Linked DNA regions of Mus musculus: regions 2 and 3 are each linked to region 1. Evidence: chromatin loops called from intact Hi-C (ENCODE). Cell type or tissue: heart. All regions are shown on one strand. Region 1 has its middle 15 kb from the start of Rapgef1. Region 2 overlaps Ntng2 (netrin G2). Region 3 holds the start of Cfap77 (cilia and flagella associated protein 77).

Region 1 (8,000 bases):
AGCTTCCACCATGTTTGAAGCAGTGTTTCCTAAAGTCTGCTGTTGCATACACCCATGCTGGACAGAGACGTCCTGAAGGTTCTTCTGTCTCTGCCCCTCATCTCCATGTGGAAGGACTTAGATTACAGATGTGTGCTGCTGTGCCCAGCACTGTGGATTCTTGGGTCCTGGACTTCTTACTTTAGTCACCACGCTATCTTCCCCAGCTCACTAAGGGTTTCTTATTTGTGAGGGTTTACTTACCCATTTATTTTGTCTGTTTGCTTTGGCTTGGGGTTTTGTTTTAGACAGGGTCTCATGTAGCCTAGGCTGGACTTGAACTTGCCATGCAGTCAAGGATGGCTTGAGCTCCTGATTCTCCTGCCTGCATCTGAGGCAGGTGTGTGCATCGATGACTGAAGGTGTGCACCACTCAGAGCCTCATAGAGGGGGTCTCATCAAAATATAAGACTGTCGTGTATCCTGGCAGTAGATCACTTGATTAGCATGTACCAGGCCTGGAGTTCCTAAAGTCTGCTGTTGCATACACCCGTGCTGGACAGAGACCTTCTGAAGGTTTTTCTGTCTCTGCCCAGTAACATCTGCAGTAACATATACACACACCACCACCACCACCATCACTACCACCATCACCAAAACCAACAACAACGTAGGCAAGTCAAATCCAACCAGGGACACCTGAGAACTCCTAGGTTTGTCATCACAGGGTACTGGTCATGGGAGAAGGACTGGATGGTGATGGTGGTTTCTTGGGGGAAATGTGAAGAGTGAACTCCAGACAAAGACAGGGTTAGGGAGGAACTGAGAGCTTGTGGTAGAAAGGGTTTGTGTACTGGGCTGGGAAGGATCCAGCATCAGGATGGTGAGCACAGGAAGAGAACCAAGGGGGACAAGAGAGAGTACACCTTGGGGGCCAGGATCACCATATAGATTTCATTCTAAACTCTTTTCTCAGCTAGGCATGATGGTGCACACCTTTAATCCCAGCACTCAGAAGGCAGAGGCTGGCAGAGCTCTGTGAGTTCGAGGCAAACATAGTGAGATCCAGAACATCTGGGGTTTCTAAACAAACAAACAAACAAACAAACAAACAAACTCTTTTCTCATTGTTCATGCTGGGATTCTTGGAGCAACCAAAAGCCAAAGCTATCAGAGTTTGTCTTTAATGTGAGTCTATGTGCTAGTGTGTAGTATGTAAGTGCCTTTTGTGGTCGGTGTGTGTTCATGTACATGCAAGAGTGTGTGTGTGTGTGTGTGTGTGTGTGTGCGTGTGCGTGTGCGTGTGCACATGCACATGGTGAGCCCAGAGACGGACTTCCTGCATCTTCCTCAATCACCCTCCGCTTTATTTGCCTAGATAGGTCTCGGTGACTCTACAGTCCACCACCTCAGCTGACCAGACAGTGAGCTCCAAGAACCTGCCTGTCTCTGCTGTCCTAGTACTGAGATCTCATACAGTCATTACCACTTCTGGCGTTTTATGTAGGTATGCTAGATATCCAGACTTAGGTCTTTGTGCCTATGCAGCAGAAACGTTACCAACTGAGCCACCTCCCTAGTTCCTTGTTTGTGGTCTCATGTAGTCCAGGCTAGCCTCAAACCTGGTGTGTAACTGAGGCTGGCTTTGAACTTCTGACTCTCTTGCCTACACTTGCCAAATGCTGTTACAGGTGTGTGCCTTCATCACAACAGGGTTATAATTGGGATTTCTTTCACACGAGTTTGTGGGGTGATACTTGGTGGGGGTGATACCTTTACAAACATGCCCATGATCTTAACACTTAGAGAGAAAGGGTGTTCCTGGATTGGTTTATTGATCGACTAATGGTTAGCTGGTCATCTGATGCTAATAGATTAACCTGATCTCATGCAGAGAAATGAGTTCCTTCTTTCTGGTGGGCATAGAGTCAGCAGAGGAAGGGGGACAGGTTGGAGCAGGTGTCTGTAGAAAGCAGTGAGCTCTCCTTCAGAGTCTCACTGCAGGCCGAATGGAAGGGGATGGGATGTATTTACCAGGAAAGTAATGTGTCTCCTCATGAAACTTTAACCCCAGCAGAATGGATGCTGCTTACTATGGTTGCTGATACACTGGGGTCAAAATTCACCCTTCCTAACACACCACAGAAACTGCTCAAAATGTGGAATTTATTAAAATAAAATGAATTTATCTTTACACTCAGAAGGAGACACTGGGCAAGGAGACCCACATCAGATGAAAAGGTATGCAGTCTCGCAGCCTGCACTTTCTTTTCTTGCCTCGGGATCAGTTCTGTTCTCTTACTTGTTAATAACAAACTCGCTTCCCTCGGGCTCCAGTGACCTGTCTCTGGGATGCCCGTGATCTTCTCAGTGTTGATTCCTTTGAGAAACATCACAGATTGGGTGCAGACAAGGCCTGGGGAGACGGTGGTGGCCGTGCAGAGAAACCCCAAAGAGAAGGTTCCGTGCTGATTAGGAGAGGAACCTGAGGGACAGTTGGAGCTGCTGAAGTTGTCATCAAAGCCCTAAGCAGGGCAAAATTAAGATTTAATGGACAATCTGAAGGAAGGAAACAACAACAACAACAACAACAACAACAAACCCCCAAAATAACAGATAATATGGGGAGCACTTGAAGCTGGAGAAAAATCATTTAAAGGTTGAAAAAAAAGTCTTTGCCCAAAAGGGGAAAGACACATTGAATGCACTATCTAAAAATATAAATGGTTCCAGAATGGTTTTCATAAAATATTTAGGACAAGGAGGGGCCTTAGGAATTATCTAGTCTGGTGGTTTAGAATTTTTTTTTGTTGTCGTGTTAATTTTAGCATCAGAACCTTTTTTTTCCCCCTTTAAGAATAAAATTGCAGAGTCTAGGAAGGCTGCTCAGCAGGAGTAGGGAGGGGCACTGGGCACCCACAGATCCATCTTCCTCTCCCATCCTTTCCACTCCAGCCCACTGAGGCCTCTTCGAAGAAGCTGCTATTGAACGCCCTGTCTTCCTCACTGTGCACCACAGAGCTGAAGGGAGCCTCCGAGATAAAGCCAACTAGGAGATCACTAGTCCTGAGAACCATAGCCAAGCCACATGTGTGCAAGCCTCAACTTTCCTGATGGCTGACCAGTGCTGTCCAGTGCCCCTTCCCGGGAGCTTGAGGCCCTACTGTGTGGGATGCATTGGAGGTCCTCGTCATGACCCCTGCAGGTCGGCTGGCCTCACTGCCTCTATCCCTTGCTGTCTGGCCAGCTTGAGCCTCTGCCTAGCACGAATAGTCAAGAAGTCCTCACGACTGGAAGTAAAATATGCTAAGAGCGAAGTGCACAGAGCAAGGAGCAGGGCATCTGTTAGGCACCGACCCTGCTTCCATCCACACCTTAGGTTCCTCAGAACGAAAGGGTTGAAGGTGCTGGAAGCCACTAATGTCCATCCTGGAATAAGTGCTCACTGGGCATGTTAACTAACTTAACTAACACAGTTACTAGAACAGGAGGAGGGTGGCGTTATTGCTAGTTTACAGCTCTTTTTTTTTCTGTTTATTTTTATTTATGTGCGTTGTTATTTTGCCTACATGTATGCCTGTGTGAGGGTATCAGATCCCTTGGAACTGGAATTACAGGTGTGTGCTGCTACGTGGGTGCTGGTAATTGAATCCAAGACCTCTGGAAGAGCAGTGTTCTTAACTACTGAACTGTCTCTCCAGCCACCCATAATTGCTATTTTAAAAGTGCAGAACCATCCACAGAGAGTTTGAGTGGTTTTTCCAGTATCAAGCCACTAACTGACCCTGACTGGTTCTCTGGATCCCACCCTGGCACCAGGTGGGGTCTGGGTGCACTCCAGGCCACTCAGCAAGAAACATGAAAGGCACATTCTCCTGGGTCCTCTCCCAGGGGCCCTGGCACCGAGCCCAGTGGGACATTGCTTCTGTGGACTCTGCTGCCCTCTAGTGGTTCCACCCACTTCACTCGGCCAGCTGCCAGCCCCATCTGGACGGGGACTGACCATCATCATCCAATTTGATCTTAGGATCATCCAGAATGTGGACCACACAAGGACCTTTAGCCCAGAACAGATGTCAGCCACAAAGTGGAGCAGCCAATAGGGTACTCCCAGCACTAGAAATGAGGCTTGGGTGGCAGCAAGTCAGGGAATATCCTAGAATCTTTATTCAGATGACTTGACTGCTGTGTGTGTGTGTGTGTGTGTGTGTTTGCCCACGGATGCTGTTGTGTGTCAGGACCACGTAGAAAAAGCAGAAGATGGTGTCCTTGAATGCATTGTGCACCTTTTTTTTTTTTTTAGAAGAGCAAAAGCAACCCTGAGGCGGGGTTAGAAAAATGCACAATTCTTTCCAGATCTGCTTTACAATCCCATACAGCATCTTTGCACACTGAAGCCCAGGGACAGGCAGGCGTGTACCTGACACGGCTACTCAGAAAACACGGGGTTGCACCTGGAAGAGTGAATCCTTTCCCTTCTACCTGTCTGGGTATGAGCAGGCTCTCTCATGACAGTACAGTGACAGAGGTCCATTCTCTGCCTCCTCTCAGTTCTCAGTTCTCTGGACAGTCATCCAGGACATCTACTGTAAAAAAATCCTCTCCGGAGCCACCCACCCACTGTGCAACAGCTGGAGGCAGCCTGCCAGAACTCTCCTGAACCCTCCCCCTGTGTCCGTGTCGAGTGGACTATTCTGGGGTGTAGTGACACTCCTGGAACCCCTGCTCCACCAGCTAGTATTACTGGCCTCAGGAGCCTTGCATGGGTAAAACCTAGACCCAGTTAAGGCTCTGGCTAGCTGCCCACAATGCCAACTGCAACAGCACCTGGGCTCGGGGGTGCCTGAGCTTAGAGAACCCCCTTATATGACCCAAAGATACAAAGTGGACATCTCTGGAGTGACCAGGCAGCCCTGAAGGCTGTGCCCATAGAGATCATGGAGTGAGCACAGACGGACAAAGAGATGCCCATGGGCCCCAGGAGAAATGGTCTCAGCAGAAGGCTGCACAAGGCAGACACAGTGGGTCAGACACACTGAGGAACTGGGAGGAGGTGGAGAAGGGGTAGCTGCCAGGGGAGTTAGCAAAGCCTATACTTAGTGGGGTTTGTTGTTATTTTTGTTTTCTCAAGACAGGGTTTCTCTGTGTAGCCCTGGCTGTCCTGGAACTCACTCTGTAGATCAGGCTGGCCTCTGTAGATCCACCTGTCTCTGCCTCCCAAATGCTAGGATGAAGGGCATGTGCCACCACTGCCTGGCCCAAAGTTTTATTTGAATGAATGGCAAGAGATGTAAATTAGCCGGTAGAGGGCTTGCCTAAGGTGCATGAATTTCTAGAGTCAATCCCCAGCATTGCACAAACCAGGTGGCATGCACGTGGATGATGTCAGCACTCGGAAGCAGAGGCAGAAGATGAGAACCCCATGGCTGTCCTGGGTTGTTTAGTGCATTCAGAGATAGCCTGAGATATACAGTCTGAAAGAGGATATATGAACACATACATTAAACTCATGCAAGAGGGCTTGTGACTGCTTCAGCAGCAACAGCCTTGCCACCCACCAGCTCTGCGGCTGGTGCTACCGGCTCAGCCTTCAGTTCTTTTGTCCAATTTAAGATTGGCTAGAATGAGGCCTTACTGGAAAAAGAGAAGGGGACATGGAGAGAGGGAGGTAAGTGTCCCTGGTCTAGCTCTTCAAGGAACAGAAGAGGAATACTTACGTGGTTCTGAGACAGCTAGACCGGGGCCTTCCACACAGGTGGACTTGGTAGAAAGCCCCTTCACACGCTTTGAGCAAGTAGGTGTGATATCTAGGAAGGAGCAGCCTGTTTTGGGAAGGCAGAAATCGCAGCTGGGAAGGCAGGCTGCTCTTATTCTGTCTCAGTCTAAACCTGAAAACAAGCTAAATGGCCATCAAGGGAAGAAAGGCAGAACAGATTGTGACAATCATGTATATTTCACGTGACGGAGTATTACAAAGGCGAGAAACAGTTACAACGTAACCGTTACAAAGTAACAACGTAATAACAGACACTGTCCAGCCCAAAGTGTCAGACCCGAGCTTTCCACTGCATGGTGTTTAAAACCAAGCAAACCAGCCCATGTCTGGAGATGAGAACAGAAGCTGCCGCCAGCTGAGGCATGGCTCTTTCTGACTGGGAGGGATCTGCAGAAATCTTGACGTGGGTTTGGAGCCCTGGTGCTGTTCTGGATTTTGTTCTTACAGGTGGCTATTTAGTTGTGAAAAATGAACAAGGTGTAAACTTGAAATGATGCAGCTTTTACGTGTGCTAAACAAACAAAATCTAAAACTAAGATGGAAGGCAAAAGACCAGGGAGGAAGGGAGAGGTGATGACGGCCCGATGCTGCTGGCTGTGCCAGGGTAGAACAGGAAGGTGATAAGGACATGAACTTGAACCACTGAAGGGCCTTGGGAGGTAACACACGTGGAGTCTGAGCCCACAGAAAAGAAACGCTAGTACACTGGCTTCCGTCACTGCTTCCCAGACCCAGAAGTGGCCTCTCAGGCTCCTCCCTGCTGTGACCCACAATTCCTGGTTCACCATTGCAGAGAAAGGTGATTGTGTTCTCCCAATTTTCTTCCCTTTGGTAATGAGGGAAGCAGCAAAAGCTATGTTAATTTAAGGGGAGAACTTATGGGTGCAGGTTCTGGTGTGAACTTTACAGGCAAAAAGTAGATCTGGTAGCAAAGGCAGACCCCAAGAGCATTAAGGCTATTTGAGTTGGGTAAGGGCTGGGATTTGTAAGACTCTGGGCCAAAGTTGCCTGTGCCTGCCTGGCCTGTCTAGGAGGCAGTGGGCTTTTTCATAACCCCAAAACAAAAGCCTGGCACAGCTTCCTGAATCATCATGTGGTGGTGGTATTTCTTCTCTCATCTAGCTGAAACCTTCCCAGATCTTCCCTCCCACCCCACAGCTTTCCTCTGTTAGAAAGCAAGCAGGGGCTCTGGTCAGTCTCACTTAGAGAGTCAGGCTACTGCTTGAAAGGGTGTGGGGGAGGGGGCTTCAGGCACTGTGGCTAGTTCAGTGGCTTGGGTGACAGTAACTTCGATGGCCACAGGCAGGAGTTGGGAGCTCTGCCTTCCTATGCCTTTTCTAGTCTAGATGATGTTCATCTGTGGTCCAATCCCTCACATACATACATAAGTGTGAAATAAAAATAACAAATTTAAGAGTCAAAATTAGAAAAATAATATATGGGGCTGGAGAGATGGCTCAGCAGGTAAGAGCACTGACTGCTCTTCTGAAGGTCCTGAGTTCAAATCCCAGGAACCACATGGTGGCTCACAATCATCCATAACAAGATCTGACGCCCTCTTCTGGTGTGTCTGAAGACAGCTACAGTATACTTACATATAATAAAATAAATAAGTCTGAAAGAAAGAAAGAAAGAAAGAAAGAAAGAAGGAAGGAAGGAAGGAAGGAAGGAAGGAAGGAAGGAAAGAAAGAAAGGAAGAAAGGAAGAAAGAGGGAGGGATAGAGGGAGAGACCCAGCACCCATAGGGTGACTCACAACCAACTGTAACTCTAGTCTCAGGAGATCTAACATCCTCTTCTGGCCTCCAAAAGTACTGCATGCACATGACATACATTCAGGCAAAACAAACATAAGCATATGAAGCAACGAAGGAGGGACAGACAGACATGCCAGAGGCTAGCCTCATGAATTCTCCTTTTAGTTAGGTTAATGAAGAAGGGACATCTGTGTTCCTTGTCTACACTAACTCTTTCGTAAATGGTATAAAATTTGTGCAAGACTCTTCCTGGGAACCACCTGAGAACCCAGAACTGCACCCCCTCACACCCGGCAGGGCTTCGTGCCTTTCCTAATGTAGAGTGTGGAGTAGTGGACGACAAAGCCAAGAGCATCAGGAAGGACCATTCTAAAGACAAGATGGTAACTCCTAACTCCCGTTCAAGCTGTCACTTTTTCACTCCAAGAGCTTCTCTTCGTTGAGGCTAGCCTGTGGTCTCAGCAGGGGAGTCGGGGTAGAGCAGAAGCA
Region 2 (8,000 bases), 390 kb before region 1:
TGGGGCAGCAGTATTTCCTCCTAGGTGGTGAAGATGTCTGTCTTAGTAAGGGTTTCTATTCCTGCACAAACCAAGAAGCAAGTTGGGGAGGAAAGGGTTTATTCAGCTTACATTTCCAGATTGCTGCTCATCACCAAGAAAGTCAGGAATGGAACTCAAGCAGGTCAGAAAGCAGGAGCTGATGCAGAGGCCATGGAGGGATGTTACTTACTGGCTTGCTTCCCCTGGCTTGCTCAGCCTGCTGTCTTATAGAACCCAAGACTACCAGCCCAGAGATGGCACCACCCACAAGGGGCCTTTCCCCCTTGATCACTAGTTGAGAAAATGCCTTACAGTTGGATCTCATGGAGGTACTTCCCCAACTGAAGCTCCTTACTCTGTGATAACTCCAGCCTGTGTCAAGTTGACACACAAAACCAGCCAGTACAATGTCCTAAAATTTTCAGGTGTGCTGGCACACACTGTGTTCTAGGTCAGCCTGGGCTACATAGTTACATAGTGAGTTTCAGTCCAGCCGGTCTATGTAGAGAGACCTTATGGGGGGAGTTGTTTCTTTTTTCTTTTTTGTTTTTTTCCAGAGTTTCTCTGTCCTGTAATTGTTCCAACTCAGAGATCAGCCTGCCTCTGCCTCCTGAGTCCTGGGATCAAAGGCGTGTGCCACCACTGCCTGACTGAGTGTTCTTTTTGATGGTCTCATATAACCCAGGCTAGCCTCAAACTCCCTATGTAGCTGAGGTTGAAAACTTTAACATTACATTTATTTATTTTGTGTGTGCAAATGCTACGGCATATATGTGGAGGTCACGGAGCATGTGTGGAGGCCAGAGAACAGCTTTCAAAAGTCAGTTTTCTCCTTTAGCCATGTGCAACCCAGGGATGGAAGTCTCATTGTTAGGCATGGCAGGTGCCACCTCACCAGCCGGCTATGGATTTTCTACTTTTTTTCCCCTAGATTTATTTATTTTATATGAATACACTGTAACTGTCTTCAGACACACCAGAAGAGGGCATTGGATCCCATTACAGATGGTTGTGAGCCACCATGTGGTTGCTGGGAATTGAATTCAGGACCTCTGGAAGAGCAGTCAGTGCTCTTAACCACTGAGCCATCTCTCCAGCCCCCAAACCTGTTTTTCTCTAGACCTCTATGAGTTGTTAGGGGCACTGAAGCCCACTTTAAATGGGTGCATGCATTTCCGGTAGGTGAACTCCATCCAGCAGAGCTTAGGCCAGTGAATGGACAGAGTGCATGTGGGTGGGTCAGGGGAGTGACGGCGACCCCAGAATAGGCTCGCTGGCAACGTCTGCTCCATCAGAGCCTCCTTCTCTCCAGCCTTCAAAGACAGCTGGCCCTGAAGCTCCCACTTTGTGTGAGAACCACCCTATAAGCTCTTGCAACCTATTTCCACCCAAATATGCAGATGGGGAAACTGAGGCCTGGAAAGAAGTTCTGAGAGCCCTCCCACAGTGGTACATGGTACCAGGCTGGAGTCCAAACATCAGCTAGACCCGCAGCTGCTCTCCATGGCTGATCTCCCAATGCCTTAGAGTCAAGGTAGACATGGGGGGGACGCACAGCAGTGGGCAGGGCTTCTGCTCAGCCCAGGTGCATACGTTATCAGTCCGTCTGGGTTTCCGTTTGAGCATCTGTATGATGGGAACACAGATTCCCTTTATGTCTGGGTTATCAGGGAGACCAGACATCTGGGCTGTGGCCCGAGGTCTAATTGGCTCTCAGACAGACACAAGCTCCCAGAAGTGCATCTGCCCCACCCCATCCCAGTCACAGACACAGACACAGACACAGACACAGACACAGACACAGACACAGGCACAGACACAGACACAGACACAGACACAGACACAGACACAGACACAGGCACAGGCACAGGCACAGGCACAGACACAGACACAGTCACAGACACAGACACAGACACAGTCACAGTCAGACACAGACACAGACACAGACACAGACACAGACACAGACACAGACACAGACACAGACACAGACACAGACACAGACACAGACACATTCTTCCCCCAGCTCAGGCCTTTGTCCTGTGATTTTCCTTTTCTAATCTAGGAGACCCTTGGGAGATGACGTAAGGAAAATAAATAAGCAAGCACGTGAGTAACTCGAAGCCTTGCTACCCACCAGCACCTGCATTATTAACCAAATCCGGAGAATACCCACAAGGCCCCACTCCTGTGTGAGAAGGCAGGGACTCCATAGGTCAAGGCCAGCACTCAGGTCTCTGGGGGGCAGCAGAGGGCTGTGGAAGAGTTGTGAGGCCTGGCCTCTCTGAGCATGACCTCCAGGCAGGGCTCTTGTCCAGACCCTGCGGGTGGCCCAGGTCCCCAGCTACACTCTTGGCTCACATGGTTCTCCTTTATGGAGGAATCTTTTCTCCCAAGGGTCTCTTCACCGATTCTGACCTTGAAAACCAGTTCACCAGAAAACTTTGGTCCAGGCTGCCTTCCCTTCTACTAACTTCTTCTAGGCTCAGCCATCAGAATAAATTATTTAATCATGAGGAAAGGGACAGTGGGGGTGGGCCAGCCATACCTGTCCTCACCACTAGGATGACAGGGGTTAGGGGGAGGAGGGCCGCTCTCTCGATGCTGATGCAGCAACTATCTTCTGGTCCAGACCTTGGGGTTGATTTGCTGTGTGACCTTGAAGAGTTATTTCTCTGGGTCTCAGTTATGAAAGGAGTGGTTGGATCAGACCTTGGATTTTCAGTCTTGTCATTAAATTTTCCTAAGTGCCTAACATACTGCCTGGCTACTCAGGAGAGGGAGGAGGGTAGGAGCGGAGAGGGAGGAGAGGTCCCAATGCTGTGCGAACATGGTGGCCAGTGTCTGGGTAGCCAGTGGTCTGTGGACCTAGCAGCAGGATCTTACTATGGGAGAAAATAGGCAGGTCTATGGAGATAGCTGGGCTCAGGAAAGTAACATTTGCTATGGTTGACAGCCAACAAGCACAAAGGCCAGTGGGGTGAGAAAGCTGTACTTTCCAGCCTTTCCCGGTGGCCCCAAGGGACAGCCCCATATCTCAGTGGCCAGCCAGACATCAAAGCAGATGTGACTGGCTTGAGGCCTCTAGGGTCCCCTATAGGGTGGAGGACATAGCTTCTAATCTCTTGAAATCACTTCTATATGGAGCCCCGAGCCTCTGGGAAGAACACACAGGGAATGAAGACGCTGGTTGCTGGCTGCGAGCTATGAGGCATGCCTGGTCTCCTTGCTATCTAAGAGGATGGCTTCAGTCAAAGGTTTGAAGCCAGCCTCGGCAACACAGGAGGATTCTGTGTTAAAAACAACAAAAATGCAGAATTCCAGGTTGTATTTGAATTTTACATAAATAATGAATGCTTTCTGTCCACATATTTGCGCGCCAGAGACTAAGCACTATTTCTGTTCCTCTAAAGCTCGGACCTGAGATGTTCTGTTTTTCACCTGCCACCCTTGCTTACCATGTGGCCAAGACATGCCCTCTGCTCTGACCTGTGCCCCCCGCCCCCTCAGCTTCCTGTAGGGTGCACCCACTCACCTGCTAGACCTAGCCCTGATGACTCCCATAGACTGCAGGGTGTCTGTGCTCTTGCCTTCCTCGTCTTTTCTCTGGAGCTGACAGGTCCCGAGTCAGCCCCTGGAGAACATAACATTTCCAAGACAGGGCCAGGTTCACCTCCCAGGGAAGGCACACACCAGACAAGCCTAGCTCTCAGGACACGTGGCAGGCCCAGCTGGGTGTCTGACAGCCACATGGAGGACCACGGGGGCTCTGGCCTGTGCCAGGCCTGAGCGTGCCCTGCCCAGCAGGGAGGGGCAGGCGATGCCCAGGAGTTACCAGTAGGGGCACCATCTGGGCCCCAGCCTGGCACCAGTATGTCACAAAAATCGTGAGCCGGCCCTTCTCTCCTCTGGGCAAGAGAAGCGGGTGTTGGAGCGACTCCCAGACGGGAGGGCTGCAAAATGTAGGTCAGCTCCCAAGCCAGTGAGTGATGTCACCTGCTCCTTGGGGCAAAGAGGAGGCTGCAGGGAGTTTGGGTGAGCACGGAACAAGGGGTGCTGGAGATAGGCAGAATGGAGACCCAGGTCTGGCTCCCCACAAAGACTGAGCCCCAAGGGGATCATACATCTCCCAAATGGGGTGCCTGTGTGGGAAGCAGGGTGGGGTGTCTGTGTGGGAAGCAGGGGAGTGCTCATCCTGTCTTCTGAAGCAACTCACTGCAGAAAGGGTTCTGCATAAGTGGTCCCCAAAACTAGTTCTCTCCCCAAATGGCCACATGTTGTCACACAGGAGGTCAGGCAAGGCCACAGTTACGGGTTCTAACCCTGAGGATAACAAAGTTGGAAGCAAAGCTAGTGCTTTAAGGCAGCAGGCAGCGCCTTCCTCCCTCACCGAGAGGAACATTCCTCTTCTATTTGGGGAAAATCTTTTTTTTTCTTTTTTCTTTTTGTTTTGTTTTGTTTTTTTTTTTCAAGACAGGGTTTCTCTGAATAGCGAACTCAGAAATCCGCCTGCCTCTGCCTCCCAAGTGCTGGGATTTAAGGCTTGTGCCACCACTGCCCGGATGGAGAAATTTTTGATGGGCCTTTGGTTATCACAGGGCAGATTCCAACTCTACGCTGGCTGGCTAGGTGACCGCTCTGAGGGATGAAGGAAGAGTGGCCATCAGGACACTTCTTTTATGAGGTCTATAGGGGGGAGGGGTGTGGCTGGGTGGAGGGCTGGGTAGGCTTCAAGGTTGTGTTAATTCCCACCACTGTCCCAGTTTGGACCCAGGCTAATGAGACCCATGATCTGTGGCCTTGGGCCACTGGTGGGTGGGAAGTCTGCATCTTTGGTGGGATCTGTGATATTGGGGACAGGCCATCTGGACTTAAAGCAAGAGAAAAGTCAGGATTGAAGCTGAAGGACCCAAGCGGCCAGTAGGGCATTAATACATCTGTGGCCATGACCACAGCGAGCTGAAGCAAACCAGCGAGACACAAGTCTCAGGGCTGGGGGGACCTGAGACTGGGTCCAAAGAACACTGTCAATCAAGACTTGAGCGCCTGTGGAGGAGGGGGACGTTACACTGCAGGCTGAGGGGCCTGCAGTGAGCAGAAAGGCTGAGTGATGCCAAGGTAATGGGGACAGATGTGGGCTGCAGCTCCTCCTGGAGCGGATGGCCAGCAATTGAGTTAATTGGCTAAATCAAATTTGGGCTTCTGTGCAAGCCCTTTTCTATTAAGTGCCTGATATACATCACCTCTGCAGTCCCACTGATAAATCTTGTTACCCATTAGGAAGCCAGACAAAGCCTCCCGTGCTCAGATGACAGTCCCTGCAGCTGCAGCGACTGCTTCCCTTGAACCCAGCACAGTCTGCACCAACATGAGCTAACCTGCAGGTTCTCAGAGAGTGAAGTCACCTTGGGCCACTTCTCTCTGGGACCCGCAACTACCTCCTTTGTGTTTTGCCTTCCCCAGGAAGATCCTTCCCTAGATCGAAGGTTTCCTTCCCACACATGTGCACACACATGCACAGACGCACAGATATGTGCACACATATGTTTCTAAAATTCCCTTCAGGAACTTCTTCCTTCAGCTGTCCCTGTTTGACTAGTTAAAATCCTTATCCACACGGCCCCTCAAGTCAGAAACCCAGGAGTGAGAAGCCCTCCGCAGCTCACTCCCACTAACTCTTTCCATCCCACAGAAGCCGTCCTGAGGTGGTCCACTCCATGACTACCTTCCATCATCAGACTCAGTCATGGCTGCCATGGGGCTTGGTCTCACATGCTCTCTGAGTCTTTCTTTGCCTTTGTCACTAAGATTGGAGGCCAGGCCAGGCCAGGCCTTCTCACAGCCCCACCTCACCTTTCCTCAGACTAAAACCACTGCTCCCTTTAGCTACAGGGACCTCTGCCACCCAGCTCTGCCTGCTACACTCCCCTCTTGTGCCCCCTCACCACATCTCAACCACTGTCACCGAGTCCTTGAGCCCTTAGAGCCTCCTGCACCTGGACAATTCTCAAGGCTAGCAATAGCTTTGAGGATGCCCGGGAGGGATTATCGCTAATGGGAGAAGATCCGTCTAGATTGCAGGCAGGACCACTTTGGGCAGGGATTTTGGACTACTTAAGCAGCACACACTCATCTTTCTCTGATTCCTGACTATGGTGTCATGTGACCAAGTTTCTGTTGACTTCCCACTATGATGGACTGCAGCCTTGACCTGTGAGCTAAAATAAATCCCTTCTCTTTCACGATATTTTTTTTTATCAGGGTCTTTTATCACACCACATGCACACCAAATGCATGCACTAAATAAATAAAGGATGTCAAACAGAAACCAGATTGTCTGGCCAGAGACTGGCCAGGAGTTTGGGGGCCAGGGGCCTTTTAATATGAGTTTCATGTGGGCCCTTTCCTGAGCAGACCTCACATGCAAACTCTAAGAACACACTTTTTTGGAGTCTTCAGATGCTCTGCCCTCCTAAGAGCCCACGGATACAGGTAGAAAACCTTTTGGCTCCCTGCAACCCAGGACTCCTTCTAGTTGCCCATGATGGCTGGTTCTGACTCCTGCTCCCAAGAGGCCTGAGCACTTCTACACTCCCTTTAGGGACAGACTCATTTAAACCTCATAGCTCCTGTCTCCATTCTTCAGAGGTGGAAAGGAGGACAAACAGGTTAGTTCTCTTGTTCTAACGGCTCATACCAGACTTTTACCTGGGCAGTACAATATGGAGGCCAGCTATCCAGCCACTTACCCACCCACCTATCTGTCTACATACACAGCTATCTACCCACCCACCTACCTCTCTATCTATCCACTCACCTACCTCTCTACCTATCTACCCACCTACCTCTCTATCTATCCACCCACCTACATCTCTATCTATCCACTCACCTATTTATCTGTCTACTTATCATCCCATCCACCCATATGTTCATTTGCCCATCTATCATACATTCGGCATCCATCTGTCCTCCCATCCATCCATCCATCTGTCCTCCCATCCATCCATCCATCCACCCATCCATATACCCATCTGTCCACCATCCATCCATCTTTCCATTTTCATTTTTGTGTGGTTCTGAGGATAGAATCCAGGTGGTAGGCAAGTGCGCCATCACTTAGCTGTGATTTCAACACACACACACACACACACACACACACACACACACACACACACATTTAGAGAGAGGGTCCCACTACAGAGCCCAGGTTGACCTTAAACTCAGAATCCTTCCTTTATCTCCTAATGCAGGGACTGTACAGGTTCTCCACCACATACTGCTCTTTCCTTTTATAAGACTGAATAATATTCCACCACATGTCTATACTACCTTGCATTTATCTATTTTCCAAAACACCCTTGGGCTGTTTGCATCACTGGCTATGGTGAGCCTGCTGATGTAACATGGTATATAGGTACCTGTTAGGTCCTTGCTTTAAGTTCTTTTTGGTGGATCAGAAGGAGAACCACTGGGTCACATGTTATTCTGTTAATTCAACATTTTCAGGCATCATCATACTGTTCTCAGCAGAGCTGGGCATTCCCTTTCTCATCAGCCATGCAGGTTGTTCTAAGTCTTCACCAACACTTATGAGTTTCTATTTCCTCTATCTTAGCCCTGTGATGGGTATATGCAGTCTCTCTCTCTCTGTCTCTCTCTGTCTCTCTCTCTCACTGTCTCTCTCTCACTGTCTCTCTCTCTGTCTCTGTCTGTCTGTCTGTCTGTCTGTCTGTCTCTCAAGACAAAGTCTCTCTACATAGCCCTGACTGCTCTGGAACTCTCTATGTATCCCACAATAGCCTGGAATTCAGAGATCAACCTGCTTTGCCTCCTGAGTACTGGGACTAAAGGCATGTACTGTCAGACCCAGCCCCATCCATTTCTTAACCTCTAGGCCTCAGTTTCCCATTTATGTAATGGGACAAGGATCTTCCTGGGGCAGGGCTAAATGAGGAAACCCCAGAAAGTGTCGGGGGGGGGGC
Region 3 (8,000 bases), 550 kb before region 1:
TTTTTAAAAAACAAGGTGGCTAGAGACCCCACAAGGTGGCTTGTAATCCCGGCTCTCAGGCGGTGGAGATGGGTGGCTCTCTGGAGCTCCCTGGCCAGCCAGCTTAGCCTACTTGATGAGTTCTAGGCTAGTAAAATCCTGTCTCAAAAAAACAAGGTGGGGGAGGGGGCTGGAGAGGTGGCTCAGCAGTTAAGAGCACTGACTGCTCTTCCAGAGGTCCTGAGTTCAATTCCCAGCAACCACATGGTGGCTCACAACCACCCGTAATGAGATCTGACGCCCTCTTCTGGTGTGGCTGAAGATAGCTACAGTGTACTTACATATAATAAAATAAATAAATCTTAAAAAAAAAAAAAAAAGCAAAAACCCAAGGTGGATGGCTTCTGAGAAACAAACACCTGAAGTTGACTTCTGGCCTCTGCACATACACACACAAACATGAACACATGTGTGCACACATGTAAATACACATGCAGTTAGAGACTAGAAGAATGAGTAGTTGGGAGAGGGAGGAGGGAAAGAGGAGAAGATAAGGATGAGGAGGGAAGAGGGAAAGGAGGGAGTGGAAGGAGGAGGGGGAGGAGGAGAGGGGAGGAGGGGAGGGGAGGGGGGGAGGGGGGAGGGAGAAACTGAGAAAACAAGGATGGATAAACCACAGCAGTGCATCTCGCCCAGGCTGTACCACAAGGATAGTTTTTAATTCGTCTCTAACATTTCATTTCCTCCTATTACACTGTAATTGAATGTAAAGGACCCGAGCGACCACAGCCATATTCTCTTTGGCAGACAAACCACACACAGTCTTTTCCCACCATGTAATGAAAACATGGGTATCTTTGTGCAACCGGCTTTGGACGGTCTGCCTTCTTAATGCCCATCTCTGTCTCTGTGCTTATGCCCGCCAGCATTAATATTTATTAGAGGCGTTAGGCTATTAGTGGGCATGGTGCGCCTGCCTGGCTTTGTAGAGCATCCAATTTGAACACACTTGCTCTGGATAAACACTTCCCCGTGCTGGTAATGATAACTCAGCGCAGCCCCGAGTCTTATGAACTAGAACTTGAGTTGAAGTGAACAGCCCCTAATGCTCAGAATCTCCGCAGGGGTGGCACATCTTTCCACAGAGGGCTGGCTTCTCCAGGCTCCTCACCCATGACATGGACCGACCTCAGGCTCCCTGTCCCCAAAACTGAATGTTCTAGGCTTGTAGTTCACTGAAAAACTCAAGAGGAGGTGACCTGTTACATTGCTTGACTTATTTTGTATGTGTGCCTGTGTTTTGTCACGTGTGTGTACCTGTTTGTATCTCTGTGTGCCTCTATGCCTGTATGTATGATTCTATGTGTACCTTCGTATCTATGTGTGTATCTCATCTCTCCAGCTAAACTCTAAGTAAAGTCCCTGTGGGCAGGGGCTGAGTTTTGAACCTGTTTCTATGCCCCCCCCCCCCGGCCCAGCTTAGGATGGCTCTAGGCATCTAATAAACACTTAAGAAGTTAGTTCTTGACTCTTGTCAAGTCCTAAGAAAGTATTGATCACTTCTGCAGGGATGCTGACTGAGAGGATGCTGGGATCTGATTCGTTTGTAAACACTTCCGACTGCCTGTTATATGGCATGTGACAAACCTGGGTGGCCCTTGATTAATTAGTCATGGCTTGTGGCCAAAATAACATGAGATTGTAAGTCAGGAGACCAGATACCAGGACACATGAGCACCCCAGGATGAGTGCCTTGCCCTGGCTGAAGGCCTACCTAAGCCTCCCAAAAGGAGATACATTTGATGTCAGCAAACTTCCTACTAGCCTCAAATGCTTGATTCTATGACTTTATTTTACAAATGTACGATCTTCTTATTTGTGACATAAACCCCCACAGGAACAAAAAAACAAAGTCGGTAATAAATTATGAAAAAAATCAGGTGCCCTGATCATTTGTACGTTCCGAGGGTGCTGGATTCAGTCAATCCCACCCCTGTACTGCAGCCTGCCTCTCTGGGGCGACAGAAGACTCAAAGCTGTCAGTGGAGCAAACTGTGCCGTCTCTCCCCGTAATTGTATTGACAGGATATCAGCCAAGTTGCTGCGGCGGGAAGGGTATGCTCTGACAGGTTTTGTGAGGGAGCCTCGAAGGCTATTGTGGCAGGATTCTATGTTGAGTCTCAGGATTCTAGGGAAATGAGAAGCTGGGTTCTTTCTCAATTTAATTTTAGGCTTCCCAGAGAGTTTCGCGGAAGGAAAGCTGGCTGGCTGCACAGCACTTGACAATGGAGAAGCCCTTGCCAATGAAAACTATTTACATTATTTTTTGTGGTTGCATAAAACACCATCTTGACTCAATTAATTGCCATTAAATCAGCAGTTGGCTTGGGTTTCAGGACGAGACCAGCTGCTGAGTGTTTATAGATAAAACACCTGCTAGCAAACCTGAGGTTTCTCCTTTTCCTCTGGTTGCCGTGGCTTCATGAAGTCATGGTTTTGAATAACTGATGCAGATACAGTCTGGTAAATTCCACGGGTAGAAAATACTGGGGTTAGGTTTCTTCAGCCAGTGTCTCTGTATTTGAAGTAGAAAATGAAAGAGGAAGAAGAAGAGGAGGAGGGAGAGGAGGAAGAGGGGGAGGAAGGGGAAGAAGAGGAGGGGGGAGGGAGAAGAAACAAACAATCATGGGACCTATCCATGAGGAGAGTCAATATTTCTAGGGTGATGGATTCCTCTCATAGAGATGTACTTCTTTAGGCCCAGGAACAGACAAGGCTAAAATACACCTCAGTTCCCAGTATTTCCCCAAAGACACTCAGACCCAAGAGCACCCACATGATGAGGAAGCTATTCACCCCAACAGTGGGGCCAGCAAAACTGGCACCCCCTTAAAGGAACCTATAAATCAAACTCAATCAAAATGACAGAACTGTATACATATTTTTTGATGTTCTAAACCCCTAACTACTTGTAATATTTCCATTTTCTTTAAGTCTCCCCCACCCCGTGTTTCAGAATTCAATTTGTTTTTTCACATAGAGAAAGTTGTGCTGGGCTTTTAGGCGTGGCTTTTAAGCCAGCTCTGTCAGAAACTGGCGTCAAAGCCTTGCAGACATTTCCCCATGCACTGGTTTATAAGGAGTATCTGCAACAGGGAGAAGCTGGCTTCTTTTTCACATTCTCTCTCTGGCAACTTTTATACAGGCTGAGTTTTGACGGAAGATCTTACAGGAAGGGGTAAATACTGAATGCGGACATCATCATCCTAACAGTTAGCTGAGTTTCAAACACCAAAAACAATTGGAGGAAAAGACTGCCCCCTGGTGCCACTTGTACCAGAGTGTCCCAAGCCCTGTCACCAAAGCGCATCAGGATGTGGCCCCTGCCATTGGTCACCAGGGACCAGGACAGCCTGAAAACAGAACCCCACTGGTGGAGCAATCATCACTCATATTTTTAAAAACATGATCATTCTAAACTCCAGCTCTAGAAACAAGGATGGAATTCCTCCTGGAGGCTGTTAAGTTAGCGCCACCTACAGGCCAAATGCTGCCCTTGATTAACCAGGGAGAAGGCAAAGGGGAAGGGGGGCGGCATTCACATATTGTATTTACACACATTGTAGTTTATACACCTACATACAAATGCTAAACATATAGTGAGCAATATATAACACATGTGTGGCCTATATATATACAAGTGCATGCAGTTATATATGTGCCACCTGGAGTGAACGTTACACAAGAATTCACTGTGGAAGTGACTCTATAATGCCCTTCCTCTCATATAAGGAGCTGCACACTAGTGACACCTGATTAAAGCAATGTTGGACTTGATGCACCAGGGCAGGGAGATACGGAGGGGGGACTGCCCTCTCAGAGGGGAGGGGAAGAGAGAGGAACTCTTCGAGGGAGGACAGGGGTCGGGAGAGGGCAGCATTTGGGAGATAGATAGATAGATAGATAGATAGATAAAAGCACTGTTGGAATTTTATCAGGACACCCATTGATAGGCACTGATAGGCCTTGATTTCCTCCTTGGCCTAAGGCAGTGAATTCCAACTCTCTGTCCCAGGTACCTGCTAAGATCAGGAATCCAAGAAGTAAGCAAAACTTGTTCCACTGTGGAAACATCTCAGAGGGGCCAGTGCTAAGGATGCTGCTTCATGGGTTCCCTGTATCTAGCTTCTGTCCTCCTGGGAGCATTAATTAGCCCAGAAAGGTCTAACAATATAGGTCTGCCTATAGTCAAAGAACCCATCAGCATGCCCATACCTCTATGGAACCTGGAAACCGAGGTCAATTTTTAGAAGCACACTGCCCTCTAGCGGCACAAGATAAATTTGCGCCACTAAACTTCAACTTTACTTTTTCGGTCTCCCGGCGCCTAAAGAGGCAGAGCCACGGCCACGTGTAGGTTTTTTTTGGGTTTTGTTTTTGTTTTTGTTTTTCGAGACAGGGTTTTTCTATAGCCCTGGCTGTCCTGGAGCTCACTTTGTAGACCAGGCTGGTATCGAACTCAAAAATCCGCCTGCCTCTGCCTCCCAAGTGCTGGGATTAAAGGCGTGCCCCACCACGCCCGGCCCAAGTGTAGTTTTTAGCCAGACAGGAAAACAGACAAAAGTGCGGAGGACCAGCACCGAAAGGGAAAGTGATCTGTCTATAAACGCTGCTCCCACGCAAGTGCCAGCCACGCCTCCTAGAGGGCTTTGAATCTCACACCCCCAGCACACTTAAGATGGTGTTGTGATACTTTCCCGACAGTCAGTCCCAGAGCACCTGCTGCATAGTAGACCAGAGGTGCTGGGGAAGATGGATCTTGGGTGGCAAGGGCATGGATGGGTGCCTGAGACCTGTCTGTCACCCTGTGGGTACGAGCCCGGTAGAGATTGCCCTATCCATAGTCTTTCCCAGTAGTGGGGAAAGACCCCGCTAACGTGTGCCACTTGAGGACACTGAGGTTCCTGGACTGGCTACGACTGCAGAGGGTCCAGGAGGCCTGTTTCACCCAGAGCAAGTTTCCTACACTGCGCCCAAACCCTGGGCCCCGGGTCCCGAGAGTTCAGCAGCTGGAACCCATCGGCGGCGTCGGTGCCCGCGGAGGGGATGATCGTGCCCAGGCGCTCACCTTGACGATGAGCGGGTTCTGAAACATGGAGTCACGCACGACCCCCAGCCTTTCGTTCTCCATGCCCGTACGGATGTCGACCACCGTCAGCGGCCGTCGGGGCGGCGGGCAGATCTGGCTGACCGTGCGATGCACGGGCTGCTTCTTCTTTTTCCATGCCGTGAGGTCTTTCCCGGGTTTCGCCGGATCAGGCATCCCAGGGGCCTCCGGGATTAGACCTTGGCTGCAAAGCCCACAGAGTTCTGCGCTGTCTGAGGACTCCAGCCCCGAGCGAGCGCGCGCTCCGGGCTGCACCACGGGGACCCTGGGGTGCACCTCGCGGCAAGGCAGGCTCCGGAGCAGAGCGCGCCCACCTGCGGAGCCTCTGTCCAAAGCTTAAACCCCGCCAGTTCTTCGGAGTGATTTGGGCACCTCGCAGCAGACTGAGAGAGGGAAGAGTGTCTACACTACCCCTTTCGGAAAAATGGAACGTCCCGTCTCCTTGGTGACAAGACGCCAACAGCTCAAGAGCTTCCGGTTTTCTTTCTAGAAATTCTTAGCAACCACAGAGACCTTTTAGACCTGTCTCAAATCAACATAGAAAAACCCAAGAATCAAATCTAGGTTGTGTTAAAAGAGAAGAGGTTTTAGAGGATCACTTATCCTTGGCTTCCACCCTCTAACTACCCTACTCTAGTTACAGTTCCCTCCCAAGGGAATCTTTTCTTCTTCTTCTTCTTCTTCTTCCTTCTTCTTCTTCTTCTTCTTCTTCTTCTTCTTCTTCTTCTTCTTCTTCTTCTTCTTCTTCTTCTTCCTTCTTCTTCTTCTTCTTCTTCTTCTTCTTCTTCTTCTTCTCCTCCTCCTCCTCCTCCTCCTCCTCCTTCTCCTTCTTCTTCTTTTCTTCTTCTTTTCTCCTTTTCTTCTTCTTTTCTTCTTTTCTTCTTCTTTTCTCCTTCTTTTCTTCTTCTTTTCTCCTTTTTTCTTCTTCTCTTCTTTTCTCCTTCTTTTCTTCTTCTTCTCTTCTTCTTTTCTTCTTCTTTTCTCCTTCTTTTCTTCTCTTCTTCTTTTCTCCTTCTTTTCTTCTTCTCTTCTTCTTCTCTTCCTCCTCCTCCTCCTCTTCTTTCTCCTCCTCCTTCTCCTCCTCCTTCTTCTTCCTTCCTTTCTTCTTCTTCTTTTCTCCTTCTTTTCTTCTTCTCTTCTTCTTCTCTTCCTCCTCCTCCTCCTCTTCTTTCTCCTCCTCCTTCTCCTCCTCCTTCTTCTTCCTTCCTTTCTTCTTCTTCTTCTTCTTCTTCTTCTTCTTCTTCTTCTTCCTCCTCCTCCTTCTTCCTTCTTCCTTCTTCTTCTTCTTCTTCTTCTTCTTCTTCTTCTTCTTCTCTCTCTCTCTCTCTCTCTCTCTCTCTCTCTCTCTGGGATATGGTACTAACACAGTCGTACTGCAATAGAAATATGCATTCTTAGGCTTGAGGTCAATGCTAATTCAGTGGGTGGTCCCAAGCCAGTTTCCCTGTTGGACACTTCCTCCCACCTCGAAAGAAAAAAAAAATATGGATTAGATCAATAGTGTCTGACTCTGGAATCAAATGGAGGGAAACTGAAAAAGATCATCAGGTTTGGTTCACTGAGTAAGAATATCTGAAAATAAGGCCGGGGAGATGGCTCGGGGTGTGAAGGCACCTGCCTCTAAGCCTGACAACCCAGTTTGTTTCTCAGGACCCATATGGTGAAAAGAGATCCCACCCATTCCAAGTTGTCCCCCGAATTGCACGAGAATGCTGTGGCACACATGAACACACACACATACCAAATAAACAAATATAAAGACCCAGTTGGAAATGGCATCTGAGATTATCCTTAAGGATCTATTAACCTACAACACAATTTTTTTTTAATTAAAAAAAATTCAATCCTACCAGAAAGTCAAAAATTGGGGGGGGGGCAGGGGGACAAGAAAAATGGTTCAGGACTGAGGAAGACTTGCTGTTCTTGCCAAGGACCTGGGTTCAATTCCCAGTACCCAGTTAATGCATCACAACCATCAGTAATCCTGGCCTCCAAGAGGCACCAGGTGCATACATGCCATACAAAGATATACGAAAGAAAATACTCATATGCATGTCATTTTAACTGAATACAGTGGATTCAATAAAAACCTGAGGATGTTGCCCATATTTACAATCCTTTGGATGGTTCTAAAGGCATACAGTCCATTGTGGCAGGCAGGCATGGTGGCTGGAAAAGTTTGCTGACACCTCACATCCTGAACTCCCCAATCATGCAGGATGAAGGGAGGGAGGGGACAGGAGGGAGAGGGAAAGAACACTGGGAATAGCAGGAGGCTTTTAAACCCCAGTGAGTGGCCTACTTCATCTAGGCCTACACCTCTAGACCTCTCCAAACATCATCACCAACTGGAAGGCAAGTGTTTAAATAGGTGAGGCTATTCTCATTCAAACTGCTGGAAACCCTAAAGACTTCACCCTGCATAAAGGGCATTTTCTTTTGAGGGTATTTTTCTTAAAACATTTAATAATTTTGTGCATGTGTATAATGAGCTTTGTTCATATCTTTTCCTTCTCCCTCTCCCCAATTGCTGAACTCCCTCTTCTTGTCAGCAAGTCCCTCTTCCACTTTCAGATCTTATTTTGTGCCCCACTGAATTCAATTAGGGTTGCTGACCTAAGCATGGGTGGGGGTGACTGACACTAAGGCATAAAGTCCTCCTGGTCCCCAACAACCATTAACTGTCAAGGGCACTTTCGGACAGGGCCAGGTCCTCACTATGTCTACTGATTATGAGAGCTATGTAGCCCTAACTGGCTTGGAACTCACAGTGTAAGCCAAACTGGCCTGGAACTCAGAGATCCATTTGCCTCTGATGCCTGAGTGCCCCACTAAACAAACGTGTGTGTAATGA

Evidence for each region. Hi-C counts contacts between places; a loop is a spot of excess contacts. Peaks named below come from ENCODE experiments on the same cell type or tissue, not always from the same donor. Only the 100,000 strongest peaks of a DNase experiment are listed, where the experiment ranks them.
Region 2: a loop joins it to region 1, with 4 times the contacts of the local background. A loop is called at or near these places in 14 of 42 quality-filtered maps.
Region 3: a loop joins it to region 1, with 7 times the contacts of the local background. A loop is called at or near these places in 2 of 42 quality-filtered maps.

The regions. Positions count from the first base shown.
Region 1 is chr2:29,600,234-29,608,233 of GRCm38, forward strand. No RefSeq gene overlaps it. Among named protein-coding and RNA genes, the nearest start is that of Rapgef1, 15 kb to the right of the region's middle. In heart, a CTCF peak has its summit at 3,924 (motif pointing left); a DNase peak (open chromatin) is centred at 3,918; H3K27ac peaks cover 646 bases; H3K27me3 peaks cover 1,666 bases.
Region 2 is chr2:29,214,229-29,222,228 of GRCm38, forward strand. All of the region lies in intron 2 of Ntng2 (netrin G2), which reads right to left. Among named protein-coding and RNA genes, the nearest start is that of Ntng2, 30 kb to the right of the region's middle. In heart, CTCF peaks have their summits at 2,266 (motif pointing right) and 3,863; DNase peaks (open chromatin) are centred at 2,293 and 3,923; H3K27ac peaks cover 591 bases.
Region 3 is chr2:29,049,707-29,057,706 of GRCm38, forward strand. Cfap77 (cilia and flagella associated protein 77) reads right to left here and starts at 5,360. Exons shown (of 6, transcript NM_001166705.1): 1 at 5,108-5,360. The coding sequence starts at 5,302. In heart, CTCF peaks have their summits at 3,489 (motif pointing left) and 4,316 (motif pointing left); DNase peaks (open chromatin) are centred at 3,425, 4,535, 4,745 and 5,395; H3K4me3 peaks cover 1,415 bases; H3K27ac peaks cover 702 bases; H3K27me3 peaks cover 2,003 bases.